Regions from separate parts of the Homo sapiens genome. Here region 2 is linked to region 1. Evidence: chromatin loops called from intact Hi-C (ENCODE). Cell type or tissue: natural killer cell. All regions are shown on one strand.

The links. A loop is a pair of places that touch in the nucleus more often than their neighbours do. Peaks named below come from ENCODE experiments on the same cell type or tissue, not always from the same donor. Only the 100,000 strongest peaks of a DNase experiment are listed, where the experiment ranks them.
Region 2: it touches region 1 in a loop (4-fold over the local background); 13 of 110 quality-filtered maps call a loop at or near these places.

What each region holds. Positions count from the first base shown.
Region 1 is chr22:25,077,038-25,085,037 of GRCh38, reverse strand. All of the region lies in intron 6 of KIAA1671, which reads right to left. Among named protein-coding and RNA genes, the nearest start is that of KIAA1671-AS1, 32 kb to the left of the region's middle. In natural killer cell, CTCF peaks have their summits at 3,277 and 3,491 (motif pointing left); a DNase peak (open chromatin) is centred at 3,467; H3K27ac peaks cover 205 bases.
Region 2 is chr22:25,329,438-25,337,437 of GRCh38, reverse strand. No RefSeq gene overlaps it. Among named protein-coding and RNA genes, the nearest start is that of CRYBB2, 110 kb to the right of the region's middle. In natural killer cell, no CTCF peak of the experiment used is centred here; DNase peaks (open chromatin) are centred at 3,187 and 3,777.

The DNA.
Region 1 (8,000 bases):
CCAGCAGAGAACAGAAGTGACGCTATGTAAGTCCTGTGGCTGCAGCCATCATAAAGGGAAGTGTGGCGTTTGCCTTCTTTGCCACAACACTCACTTCCAGAGCCCTAAGCTGCCATGTTGTGAGGAAGCCCACGCCACCAGGAGTGGCCGTGTTTCAGTGCTCTGGTTGACAGTCCCAGGGAAGCCTGGTTTTTGAACCATCACGTGTGCCAAACACATGGGTGAAGAAGACTCTAGATGGTTTTTGAACCATCACATGCACCAAACACATGGGTGAAGAAGACTCTAGATGGTTCTATCACTCAACTGTTCGAGGCTCCCAGCTGACACTCCAGACAGGCAGCAGACACTCTCACTGAGCCCTGCCTAATTTCTGACCCACAGGATCCATGGACATAATGAACAGTGGTTGGTTTGCACTGCTGTTTTGGAGTCGTTTGTTATGGCAACTGATAACTGGCCTGGAGGCATTTCTTCAACAGGTCCCTGCCCTGCACACCCTGCAGAATCTGGGAGGATCAGATAAACCAGAAACCATAAAATACCTTTTATACATTGTCAATTTTTTTTTTTTTTTTTTGAGATAGAGTCTTGCTCTGTCGCTGAGGCTGGAGTGCTTTGGCGCAATCTCCACCTCCCGATTCAAGCGATTCTCCTGCCTCAGCCTCCTGAGTAGCTGGGATTACAGGCGTGCGCCACCATGCCTGGCTAATTTTTGTATTTTTAGTAGAGATGAAGTGTCACCATGTTGGCCAGGTGGTTTCGAACTCCTAACCTCGGTGATCCGCCCGCCTCGGCCTCCCAAAGTGCTGGGATTACAGACGTAAGCCACTGTCAAGTTCTATACACACAGGAGCCACTGGCATTATCTCTCAGGACACAGAGGGGGCTCTGCAGCCTTCCTGACCACACTAAACTTGGCAAACCATAACTAAGGCTGCCACTCCCATCAGTTAGGCTGGGAGACTCTGCAGACTACTGGGACTGACCTGCACTCACGTGGCAGGCCGCCGCTTTGTCCTCAAGACAAGACTTAGGTCATCCCTCCAGGAGGAATGAACTGGAGGACAAAGGCGGCTTTCACTGGGCCCAGGCTGCTCTCGGCAAATAGGGGCGGTCAGGGCAGAGCTGGAAGGGGGTGGCCCCAGGCACTCCCCCCTGGGCAGGTAGCCAAACAGGCCAGGTGGGGCCCAGGCAAGCTGGGGCAGCAGGGGGTCTGGCAAAGGGCTTTCTTCCCTGCTATCTGGGTCTTTTCCAATCTAGGCCTTAACAGGGAGAGGGCAGAGTAAAATGAGGCATGAGGACAGCTTGGTAAATTCAATAGAATGTGGAAAAGGTATCCCTAGGATTAAGGTCAAATTAAAGACATAAACTAACACAGTGCAGGCTCCAGAGTAAGACAGCCTGGGATCAAATCTTGGCTCCACTGTTGACCAGCTGTGTGATCTTCTGCAAGTGAGTTAACCTCTCTGAGCCTTGTTTTCCTTATCTGTAAAATGCACATAATAACAGTGCCTCCCTTCTAAGACTGTTGTGAGGATAAAAAGAAACATTCTAAAGTGCTTTTCCTAGTACCTGGCTGCTATGGACTGAAATATATTCCCCCCAAATTCACATATTGAAGCCCTAACCCCCTAGTACATCAAAGGTGACTATTATTTGAAAATAGGGCCTGTAAAGTTGTGATTAGGTTTAAAATAAGGGTGTTAGGTTGGGCTCTAATCCAATCTGACTGTTAACGTCATTAGAGGAAATCTGGAAACACAGACAGGAGCCCACACACGCAGAGGGAAGATGGTGTAAGGACACAGAGAGAAAGTGGTTATCTGCAAGCCAAGGAGAGAGACCTCAGGAGAAACCACACTTGCCAACACCTTGATCTTGGACTTGTAAACTCCAGAACTGTGAGAAAATACATTTCTTCTGTTTAAGCCATTCAGAAGTCTCTGGTTTTTTAATATGGCAGCCCTGGAAAACTAATACACCAGCACATAGGAGGAGCAAAATAAAAATCTCTGATTACGATATTATTACATTTATATTATAGCAACAAAATATTAGGTCAACATGAACATGCCTATATTTTATTAATATAAATGTTTGATATGAAATATTAAAACAATATGAAACACCTGCAGTTGTATGTCCCTGCCTCAGAATTTCTATATAAAATATCAGGTGTTTTTTGTTTTTTTGTTCTTTAGAGAGACAGAGTCTTGCTCTGTCACCCAGGCTGGAGTGCAGTGGCACAACCATAGCTCACTACAGCCTCCAACTCCTGGGTTCAAGTGATCCTCCTGCCTAGCCTCTTGAGTAGCTGAGACTTGAAAGCATGCACCTCCACGCCCAGCTAATTTTTAAATTTTCTGTAGAGACAGGGTCTTGCTATGTTACCCAGGCTGGTCTCTAACTCCTGGGTTCAAGTGATCCTCCCACCTGGGCCTCCCAAGGTTCTGAGATTACAGGCATGAGCCACCAGGCCTGGCCAACATCAGGTTTTCTTAAACTGTAATAATTCAGACCAAATTCCTTGAAAACCTTGTCATCCATGCATTACTGAACCACTGAAATGGTTACATTGTGTCCTCTGGGCTCCAATCACAGTGATAAAATCAATGACACCCTCAAATCTCCCACTTCCTCCAGAGGTGCCTGGCCTCTGCGCATTGTGGTTCAGCCTCTTGGATGCCCATCTTCTCTTGTCCTACTCAGGTGTTAAGACCCAGCTCAGGCCTAGTTCAGGGTAGGCACTCAATACACGTGCACGGCAAGCCAACTATGAGATAAGTTAATGCATTTCAACAAAGAAGATGCTGGGCCCAGAGGGGGTGGTGGCTGGCACAAGGTCACAGTATCCTGGCTCCACACTCATCAACTCTGTCTCAAACACAGAAACCACATGTCCACTCAGCTTGAAACCCCCAAATCTGAGTCCTTTTTCAGCTCTGGAAAATCCATTTGCCTACCAGCAGCAAACAGTGCGGGTAGAGGGCACGGAGAGGGCATCAACCTGCATCAAGCCTTCCATAGCTCACTGTAGCTTCCAACTCCTGGGCTTAGGTGATCCTCCTGCCTCAGCCTCCCCAGTAGCTGGAAATATAGACATGCACTACCCAGCGGGGTAATTTTTACATTTTTTGTAGAGATGGAGTCTTGCTATGTTGCCCAGGCTGGTCTGGAACTCCAAGGCCTCAAATGATCCTCCCTTCTCCTTCCTTCTTTTTACACTCCACACTATTCTCTCCTGATGTTGGACTTTCCAGAGGCTCTGTGCAACCTTTGGACAAGTCAGGTTTTGCTCGGTGTCCTCATTTGCAAAATTTGGACAGTCAGAACCCCTGCCTCACTGGCTGTTGAGACAGCCACACACACTCAGGTGTGAAAGTGTGTAGCTCTGCACATGCTTAAAAAAAAAAAAGCAGCTGCCCATCTAACCCCTGTTGTTAGAACAGGGGTGCCCTCTAGTGCCTCAATCGAGAAGTCATTCCACCCTCGAGGCAGCCAGCAACTTCTACACTGTGGGTTCAATTCCTCCCTTGGATATGTGGAAAGACAGCACCTACTGTGTGCTAGGTGCTCTCCCCACTGGTCTCCACAATGAAATGCTTACACAATCCTCATTTGAGACAGGGAGTTTCTCATCGTCAGGTGAGACACAAGATCAGAGACACGAAGTCACCTGTTCAATGTCACAGAGCAGCGAGGGCTGGATTAGAACCCACATCTGTCTGACTCTGAAGCTCCACTCCTTACTGGACTCTTAGAATTGGGAGATTGTGCACAGGAAGAAACTTTAAGAGACTCCAGTCCAATCTTTCATTATACCTACAGAGAAACTGAGTCCCAGAGAGGGCAAATAGTTGCTCAGGGTCACATGGCATTTGCATCCTGGAATCCTGGCTCCTAGAAGTATTTTGCCCACATGTCCAGCCCTCCCAAGCTTCTGCCTTGCATTTACGGTTCCTTTCAGCAGTCACGAGATTGGCATGCCCCTTCTAACTGCTCTAAGCCCTGGAATGTCTGACACCCAGCAATGACTGCTTTGGAACAGTTAGGGCTGGGGCCTCAAAGACCTCCATCTGAGAGTGGGGTCCACTTCAGCCTCTCAGGACAAAGCTCCCAACAGCACGGGAAGGTGACTGAGGCCCACCAAGAACCAAAAAGTGGAAGTCTAGGCTTGGGGAGCCATTGTTACCACATGGCTCTCTTTTTATTACTGTAAAAAGCAATCTATTTTACATATGGCAAAGACCCTGTGGACTAACAGGCAGGGCAGTGGTCCTGCTTGGAGGGGCCATAACAGGCAGACAAAGAGTCTGAAATTGGCCAGGTGTGATGGTTCATGCCTGTAATCCCAGTGCTTTGGGAAGCCAAGGTGGGAGGATCACTTGAGCCCAGATGTTCGAGGCTTTAGTGAGCTATGATTGCACCATGGCACTCCAACCTGGGTGACAGAGCCAGGCCCTGTCTCTAAAAAAATAAAAATAAATAAAAAACAAAGAGTCTGAAATTGTCACAGTGAGGAAGGTGCTGAGAGGAGCTGGCCTGGGCTCAGCTGAATTCTCAAACCCTCTAGTGGATGTGAGCAGGGCCTTCTGCTCCAAAGGCTCTGGGTACCTCTTCCTGTAGCTCAGAAATGGTGAGGATTTTCCAAGGGGCTGAGGAATCTCACAACAGGGATTGGTGTTTTAATCCCTGTGTTTTAATCCTTTACAATTCCCCTCCCACCTGAGTATCCCAACAACTCTTAGGCATGGGCAGGGCATGAAAGACCCTTCCCATTGTACAGCTGGGGAAGGGGAGCTACGGGAAGAGGTGGAGAACGTATGCTGACACCGGTATCTAACTGACTTTTCAAACTCAACCAACAAGTGCAAACCTGGGTCCCGATCTGCCCCCAAGACCCTCTACCCTGCAGTTTTCCTAATGAAAGCTGATGACAGCTCCATCTTTTAGCAGATGGCAAACTCTCAGGGTCATCCATGACTCAAGTCTTTCCTATCCCATGTCCAATCCATGAGCACATCCTGGGGCTCAACCTTCCAACTAGATCCAGAATCTGCCCACTTCTCCTTTTCTCCTGCCCCAGTCTGAGCGGCCATCATCTCCCACCTGGACCACTGCAGTGGTTCCTTACTGGTCCCCTTACTTGAGTCTGTTCCCCACATGACAGCCAGAGGGACCTACTCAAAGGCCAAGCTGGGTTGTGTCAGTCCTATTCAAAGGGTCACTCCCCCATGGCTCTGGTGTCCCCAAGCACGAGGCACAGTCCTTAGAGTGACTGCAAGGCCCGGCATGGTCACCTCCCTGCTCTCACTGCCCACTCTCTCCTCTCACCCAGTCTGCTGCAGCCACCGTGGCATCCCTCCTGTTCTGCAAATGTGCCTGTGCATGCTTGGGCCTTAAAGCCTTTGCACTGACTATTCCTGTTTCCCCCCAAGCTCCCCTGGCCTATGCTCTCCCTGCTTCTAAAGTCTCTGTTCAAATGTCACCTTTTTAGAGAGGCAGAGGCCCCACACACCCAAGCCCTCCAGAACCTTCTTACCTGGTTCCTTCTGTCTTTCCCCAGCACAGCCCACCTCCTGACATACTATACAACGTTCTTACACATACCCATTGTTGATTGCCTGAACACCCCACTAGAATGTTAATTCTGGCCGGGCCCCTATAATCACAGGTCCTCAGGAGGCGGAGGCAGGGGAATCATTTGAACCCAGGAGGCGGAGGTTGCAGTGAGCCGAGATGGTGCCATTGCACTCCAGCCTGGGCGACAGAGCGAGACTCCATCTCAAAAAAAAAAAAAAGTTAGTCCCTGGGGCAGGAAACATGGCTGTCTTGTGCACTGATGTATCCCAAACCTTTAGAACAGGGCCTGGTGCATGCAACTGAACTGAACTGAGGACACATCAGGTGCCTAGCACCAGCATCGGCTGCCACCACTTATTCAGCACCTACTGTATGCCTGGCTTTGTTTGCATCGCCTCACTGAGTCCTCAGGCCAACCCACGAGGAAGTTGCTATCAATATTTCTACTCTATAGATGGCAAAACTGAGTTTCTGGGAGGGCTAAGAGATTTGCTCGAGGCCCCATGCTCTATTAATAAGTGGCCCAGTAGGGAATAGAAGCCAGGAGAGACTGACTCCAAGCCCGTTTTTGCCTCCATGACTGGGTCTAAAAAGGCGCCCACAGCTCAAGTCAGATGAAAATCTCTCATGATGCAAACTGTTCCATGGCCCAAACCTCAGGCCCAACTCAAACAGCACAAAAATAGTCAGTTCTTCTATTTCAGCCACAGACATTGCTGAGACAAAGCCAAACCAGACCCTTGGCACAAACTGAAGCCACTATGATCTGAGATTCAGAAGCTGGTAACAGTAATTGCTTACGGTGTGCGTATGGAGTGCCAGGCACTACGATAAGGCCATTTGTCCCCACAATAGCTTTCAACATGTCAGGTCAACAGGGTGGTCCATCAGCCCACATCTATTTTTATTTTTTACTTCTTTTTGAGACAGGGTCTTGCTCTGTCTCCCAGGCTGGGAAGCAGTGGTACAATCCTAGCTTACTGCAGCCTCGAACTCTTGGGCTCAGGTGATCCTTCTGCCTCAGCCTGCTGAGTATTTGAGATTATAGGCGTACACCATTATACTTGGCTATTCAAAAAAAAATTCTTTTGTAGAGACTGAGTATTGCTGTGTTACCCAAGCTGGTCTCAAATTCCTGGGCTCAAGCAATCCTCCCGCTTTGATCTCACAGAGTCTTGGGATTACAGGCGTGAACCACTGCACCTGGCCAGCCCACATCTATTAAGCACCTATTATGTGCCAGGCACTGGGCCAAGGGCTGAGAGTTCAGTGGTAAACACACAAGCAACCTCCCTGCCTGACAGAGACTGCATGTAGTCATCAAATTAGCTTTGGAGTCAGATTTCCAAGTTCAAATCCCAGCTCTGCCCCTGGCCAGCTGTTGCATATCTGGTGGTTACTCAGCCTCTCAGAATCTCAGTTTTCTCTTCGGTAAAATAATAATAAAATCCACCCCTCAGGGCTATTTGTGAGGATTAATCAAGATCCCACACACTGAGGCACTTAGCGTCAAAGAGGATAATATCTTTTGCTGTTTCATGACTATTATTATTACTACTGTCACCTAGAGGTGATTACACGCTGAGTGAGGGCCACAGCCAAATGAACAAGTAGCAAGAGGGTCTGGGGAGAAAACAGTGGAACTAACCACATTTAGATTTTTTCCATTCAAAAATCTGGTCACAGAGTCAAACGTGGGGACATGAAGCTTAGAAACACAATGAAAACCACAGTGATTTCCCATCTCCAGGGAGACCAAGGCATGGAACACGGACCCTGCAGGAGGATCTTAAAAGGGCAGGTGAGGGATCTGCACCTTCCCCAAGAAGCTATCAGAAGCCCCAGCTGGGGTGTCACGCCCCACGGGCCACTCAGCAGTTCCTCACTACACTGAAAGCAGCCACCTCTGCCATGGGAGGCTGGAGTAGAGGAAGCCTGCGAGAGTCAGCCTCACAGACCCTGGGCGGGGCTGGAGAGGCAGCTGGGAAGAGCATGGGACAGGAGGTGGGGGTCCCTGCCATTATATCAGAGCCCTCCCCAGCTCCCAACAAACACCATCTCCATATTAAATGCCCACTCTAAGTCCAGCCCTGTGCCAAGGACACTAATGCCCCTTATTCTTAGCTAATCCTCAGCACAGTTCCTCCAAGGTGGGGCTGACCACTGCCACTTATAGAGAGGGAAACTGATGCCCACAGCCATGATGTGATTTACCAAAAGCCACACACCCAGTAGAGACAGGGCCAGGATTCTAGGCCAGGGTTCTCCCTCCAGAGCCCCGCCTCGCCTAGTGCCACATTCTTCTGTCATCCTCCTCGTTGCAAAGCTTGATATGCATAGAAAGCTTTCCTGTAGGCTGGGAAGTTGCTTCAACACCATGGGCCTCAGTTTCCCCATCTGAGAAACCAGAAGAT
Region 2 (8,000 bases), 250 kb before region 1:
CAGCCCCTCTTCTCATAGCTATACACTTGCAGAATCATTTGCTCTCACCACACCCCCAGTATTTTTAATAGGAACCCAGATTGAGGTTTCTATATATTAAAGCCAGCAAGTTTGTTTCTCAGAAAGTTAGTTCAAAGTACGTACCCTGGATAGGTGATGGTAAAATCTGCAATGAGACAAAAGAAGATTCTATGAGGATCAGATCAATTCTGCTGCACCCCTTACACAGATCAGTTAGTCTCTTGATGACTTCAGAAAACTAGTTGTGAAACTGGTTGAGTCAAGGTTCAAAGAGCAAACATTCTAGCATGGAGGACACCTGTGGAAAAGACAAGAGCTTTTCCCACAGAATTTCTTTGAAGTTGATTTAGATTGGTAAATGCACAATGCCTAATTCAAAGAGGAAAATTGGTGTGGAGGAAAATGCCTCTGCATTACAGTTGATGATGGATGCTGTCATTTAAAAACATCCTAGTGTGTCACGTATTAGATGGGAAGACATTCCCACTGAACTCCATCCTCACAAAGAGAATTGTGTATTTGTATTTTATATGCCTCATCATATTAAGTGAAAATTAATTGAGAAGGAAAGAAATCAGGTTAAGGAAATAATGTATACAGTGATCCATTTTTAAGACAAAGTGCCTTGAACTGGTTCAGGTCAAAAAAGTACAGAAGAAATACTAGGCTCCTGGTTGGACAGGCAATGTCTGCTTGTTGGGCCCCCCTTCCACACTACTTAGTTCCCATCACTTGAACAAAGAAGTTTAGTCTAAGTTGAAAGTTTACTAGCCTGCAAAATACCTCACTTTGTCTGTTCTTACCAGCCTGCCCAGCTACTAAGGTCATAAGTCAAATACTTGAACAGCCCCTGAGCTGACTAGGATTGCAATGCATTGTGGGCTGCAACAAAATGCAGTTAAGACAACCATAAAAATAAAACCTAAAGCTCCTACCCAACAATCAATATGCGACAACCTGGGAAGATTGTGACCCCATAGTACGCAGCCTCTGAGGAACCAGGGGAGGGACTTGCACACTAGGGGATAAACTGCTTGTTGAAATTGTTCTGGGTGTGTCTGCCCATCAGACACTCGACCTTGCAAGACCATCATTAAAAGTCTCACTTTTTCTGTTCTGCAGGCCTCTGAGTCCATTCTTTGGGTGTGGATGGGTGAGTTTGCTTCTGACATCAGGAAAGCAACATTTCCTTAGAAGGCAAAGAAAGGAGTCTTACCTTGGTGTCATCATTGTCTTCCTCACTTGGTGGTAGAAGTTTTAAACTCAGGCGGTCCTCAGGGGGACCTAAAAGGACACGCAGTTAATGTCAGTGCGCTGGTGGTTGGAGACTGGGAGTCCCTCAGGGAGCTTGCTGGATGCGGCACATGGAGCGTGGGACTGAAGATATTGAGACATCTCAGAGAAACAACTGTGTTCAAGTAGTGAGCATGAGGGAGTCTCACCAGATACCTTGCATCTTAGCCAGTGCCCAGACCTAATAAGACTCTTGCATTCCCAAGTCCCAGAAGATACTAACCAATCAAAAATCAGGGCTTTGATGTTTGCTGTGACATAGGAAAAACTGGTCTTGTGGAAAGGTAACCATTAAACACCAGAGCAAGAAAAAAAATGGTTACAAACACAGCACATAAAGTCCATGGACATGTATTGTCTCATCTCTATCTTACTAAAATACAAAAGGAACAAGTCAGACTTCTACGCATATTTCCTTCGGTTCTGACTTCATTGCCCTTTTCCTAGGTTCCAAACCAACAGGTGTCACCCAACTGCTCCCAGAGATCCTCCTAGAGTATCATTCTCTACCTGCAGATCTGCCTCATTGCAGCTGCCCTCATGGATGGTGTCCATTGGCCAATCATTAAGAGACAAAAACTCTGCAAGAAGTTATTCCAGAGAGCAACTCGCCCAGCCTCCTACTGCAGGTGAGGCCACACTGGGTTACACATCACTCTGCCCTTTCCTCGGTGTTGTCAGACTCTCCGTGGTCTCTGTGGAGTCAGAGGTCTGTAAAAAGGCATTGCTCACACTTGCCAGCCTTCGATTGAGAAAGAGAAACTGAAGGAACCACCTTTCAACTTTTTCCTTCCACTGGCCCATTACAGGTCTCACCTCCAATCTCACAGCCCTGAGATTCCCACTTTCATGTGCACACTTTGAGTTAGAGGAGTTCAACAATCGGTCCCTCAGCCAGGCTCACAGCAGATGTGAAAGAGCATTCTGCGGGGATGGAAATCTCTCCGCTTCATTAACATAAGGCTGCTGGGCCACTGCACGGTGGCTATTGTGATGAGGTTCTGAAATTTTTTTTTTTTTTTTCGAGACAGAGTTTCATTCTTGCTGCCCAGGCTGGAGTACAATGACATGATCTCAGCTCACTGCAACCTCCGCCTCCCGGGTTCAGGTGATTCTCCTGCCTCAGTCTCCCGAGTAGCTGGGATTACAGGTGTGCACCACCACACCCAGCTAATTTTTGTAGAGACGGGGTTTCACCACGTTGGCCAGACTGGTCTCGATCTCCTGACCTCAGATGATCCACCCGCCCCGGCCTCCCAAAGTGCTGAAATTATAGGCGTGAGCCACCATGCCCGGCCCTGAACTTTTAATTGTAAATATTTCAATGTATTTAAATGAGGGCCGGGCACGTTGGCTCATGCCTGTAATCCCAGCACTTTGGGAAGTCGAGGTGGGCGGATCATGAGGTCAGGAGATCGAGACCATCCTGGCTAACACCATGAAACCCCGTCTCTACTAAAAATAAAAAAAAATTAGCCGGGCGTGGTGGCAGGCGCCTGTAGTCCCAGCTACTCGGGAGGCTGAGGCTGGAGAATGGCGTGAACCCGGGAGGTGGAGCTTGCAGTGAGCCGAGATCACGCCACTGCACTCCAGTCTGGGCGACAGAGCGAGATTCCACCTCAAAAAAAAAATACGAGGCGGCACATATATGACTGAGAACCACACTAGACGGCACAGGAGATCCAGACATGAGGAAGACATGACTCCCCTCCCCTGGTGTTTTCTTGCGAAATAGTTTGCAGCTCTGCTCCTACCATACGTTTATGGTTACTTCCTGGGCATCTGCACAAGTGCCAGTCACTGTGTGGGGCTGGGGATATGACAACAATGAGGACAACATCCAGGTCCAGAGGGATTCCAGCAGGGGGCGCACGTGCACACAGGGGAAGAGCGTGGCCCTGCACAGCCTGTCTAGACAGGATCAGCGCAGCAGGAACCGAGGGGCAGGGGTACCTCACTGTCCTCAGGAGCTCAAGTTCATCTCCAGGGACCCTGACTCAGAAGCTGGGGCAGCCTCCAGGATTGGTGTAGGGCTCAACAGGCTGGACAGGCTGAGAAGGGAACATTTCCACAACTAAGCTAGATCCCACCCCAGAGGCGACCTAGAACTCATCCCAGGGATGTGTTCATTACAATGCCCATGGGGCCTAACATGTTCGCCCCAGGACTGAGCTCTGGGATAAGGACTAATGAGGAAGACACAGTCACTGCCCTGGCAGAAAACACCCATAGCCAGGGTTCCTCTATCCACCCTGTGGGAAGACACAACACAGACTTTGACACTGAAGATTCCAAACCTTCTATAAAATAAGTGGAAACTGATGTACTCTGGATTCTAAGAAGAGTTGCAAGGATGAGCTGGACTCTGGAATCAGTCCCCATCCCTCTGCTGAGCTCATGGTGCACTGGCACTCGTGTCCCTCCTCACCTCCCCTGCTACTCGGGAGTGCTGCAGCTACAGGCCCAGTGCTAGGGGGCGCTGTCCAGTTGAAACACGTCAGCCAGGCACAGTGGCTCACGCCTGTAATCCCAGCACTTTGGGAGGCTGAGGCAGGTGGATCATCTGAAGGAGTTCAAGACCAGCCTGGCCAACATGGAGAAACCCCATCTCTACTATAAATACAAAAATTAGCTGGGCATGGTGGTGCACGTCTGTAATTCCAGCTACTCAGCAGGCTGAGGCAGGAGAATCACTTGAACCTGGGAGGTGGAGGTTGCAGAGAGTTCAGATCCTGCCACTGCACTCCAGCCTGGGCAACAGAGTGAGACTCTGTCTCAAAACAAACAAACAAACAAAACAACAAAAACACATTTCTGGGCCAGACAACCCTTGGTCAACAGTGTCTCCTCAAGGACCATTCCTCAAGTGACTTCCAGAAGAGGTGAAAAAGAAAAACTCATCTGTCCCAGCCCCAGGAAGATCAGGCCTGGGACCTGTGTCCTGACCCTGAAGTCCATCCCTGCTGATTTGTGTCCTGTCTGCTCCGTGTCAGAGAAGTGGGGACCTGATTCCTGTTCTGCCCCCCAACCAATTTCTGCTGGTGTCACTGCCATCATCACATACAGATGGAGAAGACAAGAGAAAGCAATGAAACTCCATTCTTGAGGCATTTAGGATGATGTCCATGCCATGCTTTCGGCAGACAGGAAGGCCAGGTCCTGTTCACTCCTACTCAGAAGGGGTCTAAGAGATATGAGTACTAACTGTGATATTTCTCCTCTGCTCTTCCCTTCCTTTTTTCTTTTTTTTTTTTTAAGACGAAGTCTCGTCCAGTCACCCAGGCTGGAGTGCAATGGCTCAATCTCGGCTCACTGCTACCTCTGCCTCCTGGGTTCAAGTGATTCTCCTGCCTCAGCCTCCTGAGTACCTGGCATTACAGGTGCCCACCACCACACCCAGCTAATTTTTGTATTTGCAGTTGAGACGGGGTTTCACCAGCTCGGCCAGGCTGGTCTTGAACTCCTAACCTCAGGCAATCCACCCACCTCGGCCTCCCAAAGTGCTGGGATTAGAGGCTTGAGCCACCGCGCCCAGCCCATGTCTTCCGTTTCTTTACACTGTGTGCGTCCATTGAGTCAGTGGCTGCTCATGCTCACACCAGCCCCCGACAGTGGGACAGTCCATCATGGGGATCAGTACATGGTGAGCGCTAAGCCTCACTAACGTAGCGATGCAGGAGGTCTCCAGTGAGATTGATGGGCACCAGGCTAACAACAATGTCCTCTGAGTTCTGATGTGGCACTGGCCCTTGTCCGTCTGCTATGGATTGGAGCTTTTTTTTTTTTTTTTTTTTTTGAGACAGAGTTTCACTCTGCCACTCAGACTGCAGTGCAGGGGTTCGATCTTGGCTCACTGCAACCTCCACCTCCCAGGTTCAAGTGATTCTCCAGCCTCAGCCTCCCAAGTAGCTGGGATTACAGGTGTGTGCCACCATGCCTGACTACTTTTTGTATAAAAATACAGGCTTTCACCATGTTGGCCAGGCTGGTCTCAAACTCCTGACTCAGGTGATCGGCTGTCTCAGCCTCCCACCGTGCCCGGCCATGGATTGGAGCATTTCTAAGGCTTGAGGTACTCATGTTACTAAATACAATGCAATATCTTCCTGATCCTTCCCTGCTTTGACCAAGTGCTAAGGAATGATCGCAGCACTGACAGATGTTGACCTGCACTATTCCATGTGATCCCTTACACTTCTCAGAATCTGTGAGCTGACCAGAAGCCTGTGGGCTTTCTATGTATATTTCACAGTAATGTCCATGCCAACGTCTATTGTTCCGTGTACCTTTTGCTACCCAGGGTTATGTGACCAATGGGGCCCCATTTGATGATGGGCAATGTTTGGCACGCTTATAGGCCATCCACTACCACTACCAGGGGCACACATAGGTGCTGGAACTCCCTGGTGTAGGGTCATATCACCAAGCCTGAGTGCTGACACAGTTAAGTAATACAGACCATCAACATCGGGACCCATTTCTGGGTTCACTTTTGCCTTTTCCATTCAGGAGGTCAAAATCTGGGTTCATTCCTTTCTGCACTCTCTCCATATAAGGAGTAGGGATATTAAACTGACCTTCAGGTACAGCTGTGGTGAGGGAGTAAAGAGGTCATTTATGTAAAGTGTATGGTGGTGTTGAAGTTTTTCTTCCTTTTTATTAGAAGAATGACATGACTCGGGAGGCTGAGGTGAGAGAACCACCATAGGCCAGGAATTCAAGAAAACTGACACTTGCACTGTGCTGGGCATGCGGGTCCACATTTTAGGGGAAAAACACACATTTACAAACACATTCACAATCACTACACATTAATTCATCCCTAGCTAACTCCCAACCCTCATGCACACAAACCCACACCATCTAAATGATACGGCTGTTTCCAGGGACTCCAGTGGATGATGACAGTTCTTCACTGAGCCATCTGTTTCTCACAGTGCACTCCAGGTCCTCACTCCTATCAGGAACCTGAGGCCAGGCAGGCTCTCCAGACAAAAGCAGGGAATAGAGCCCCCCACAACCCATCACTTAGATTTGTATCAGCAAGGGAGTGGTCTTAGGATATATACGGTGTTAGAGAAGAGAACAAGACACACTCGGGCCTGTCGGGGCAGGGGAAGGGAGAGCATCTGGATAAACAGCAAATGCATGCAGGGCTTAATACCTAGGTGATGGTTTGACAGGTGCAGCAAACCACCATGGCACACTTTTACCTATGTAACAAACCTGTACATCCTGCACATGTATCTCAGAACTTAAAAAAAAAAAAAAAAAAAACAAGTTAAAAAAGAAACGGCCGGAGTAGGCAAATCTACAGCAATAGAAAGTAGATGAGTGGCTTCCTATCGCCAGAGGTGTGGGGGTTGGAAAAAGAGAGGAGTAACCACTAATGGATACAGGGTTTCTTCGTGGAGGAATGAAAACGTTCTAAAATGAGATTGTACAATGGTTGCACAACCCTGTAAATACAGTAAAAACACTGAATCACCCACTTTAAATGGGTGAATTGTTTTGCATGTCAACTATTTCTCAATAAAGCTTTTTTTAAAAATAATAAATACATACGGTAGGAATTTTGGGCAATGGGTTTTCATGGAATATTTGCAAGTCCATGTTGGCTGGCAAATACAAAATTATTTTTCAAGAAGAAAAAGTTGCTACTAAAAAATATGCTCACTACCAGACAGTTTGTAGGTAATGCTGTCATTTTTTACTGTCATCATCAATTAGGCCTCAGTTGTTCATAAACTCATGGCTGGTCACTAGAGTCCATGACCAACTGAAGCTTGATCAACTGAAGCTTGATTGACAATGGCAATCAAAAATGATATTCACTTGATATTCCCCCCACCAAGAAAATTGTCTTAGTCATCTGTTATGTATATGGTCAGACTTTTATGTCTTCATTTCATTAATAAGGGAAGAAGCCCCAGAAAAAAAAAAAATTCTCTTCCAGATGAAGGAATGCATCTCACCATTTCAGATAACACCTCCTCCGCAATATCAAGCGCAATATCTTCCAGGTCCAGAACAGAAGCTAGGAGAACATAGAGTAATAGTCAGTGCATTGGTGCTTCTCAGGAATCCCACTAGGAGCCTTGGGGGATGTGGGGACCAGCGCTGAAGTCTATGGAGGTGGGTGGTTGACAAGCATGGACTGAGCTGCTGCTGGACCATTCTCTTTGGTGTGGAAGGAAAGCAAAGGAGAGGAGGAGAAATGTGAAATATTAGCGTTAAGAACTGATTAATACAGAAAGGCACTGTATGGTTCTGTGAGAGCATCTCCTCACACCTCCTGCCCATTTGAAGGTCCAGGCCAATCCCCTCATTTTTCAAAATGTTACAAGACCATTTAATTCTGTGGATTTACATATCCTGCTACTACATTTATCACCTATCGTGTTTTACTTTTTAAATTATGGTGAAGCATACATATTATTTTAATTATTTAGTGTACATTTCAGTGAGATTGAATTCAGTGAACTACATTCATGACGCGGTGTCAATAATGAGAAAAATCTAAATTCATACTCTAAGCTTAAAAAACAATTCTTGCAGAAATCAATGGAATAGAAAACAGAAAATCATCCGAGAAAATCAATAAAACAAAAAGCCAGTTCTTTGAGATCAGTACCATTGATAAACCTCTACCTTGGCTAACCACAAAGGAAAGAAAGATGTTACAA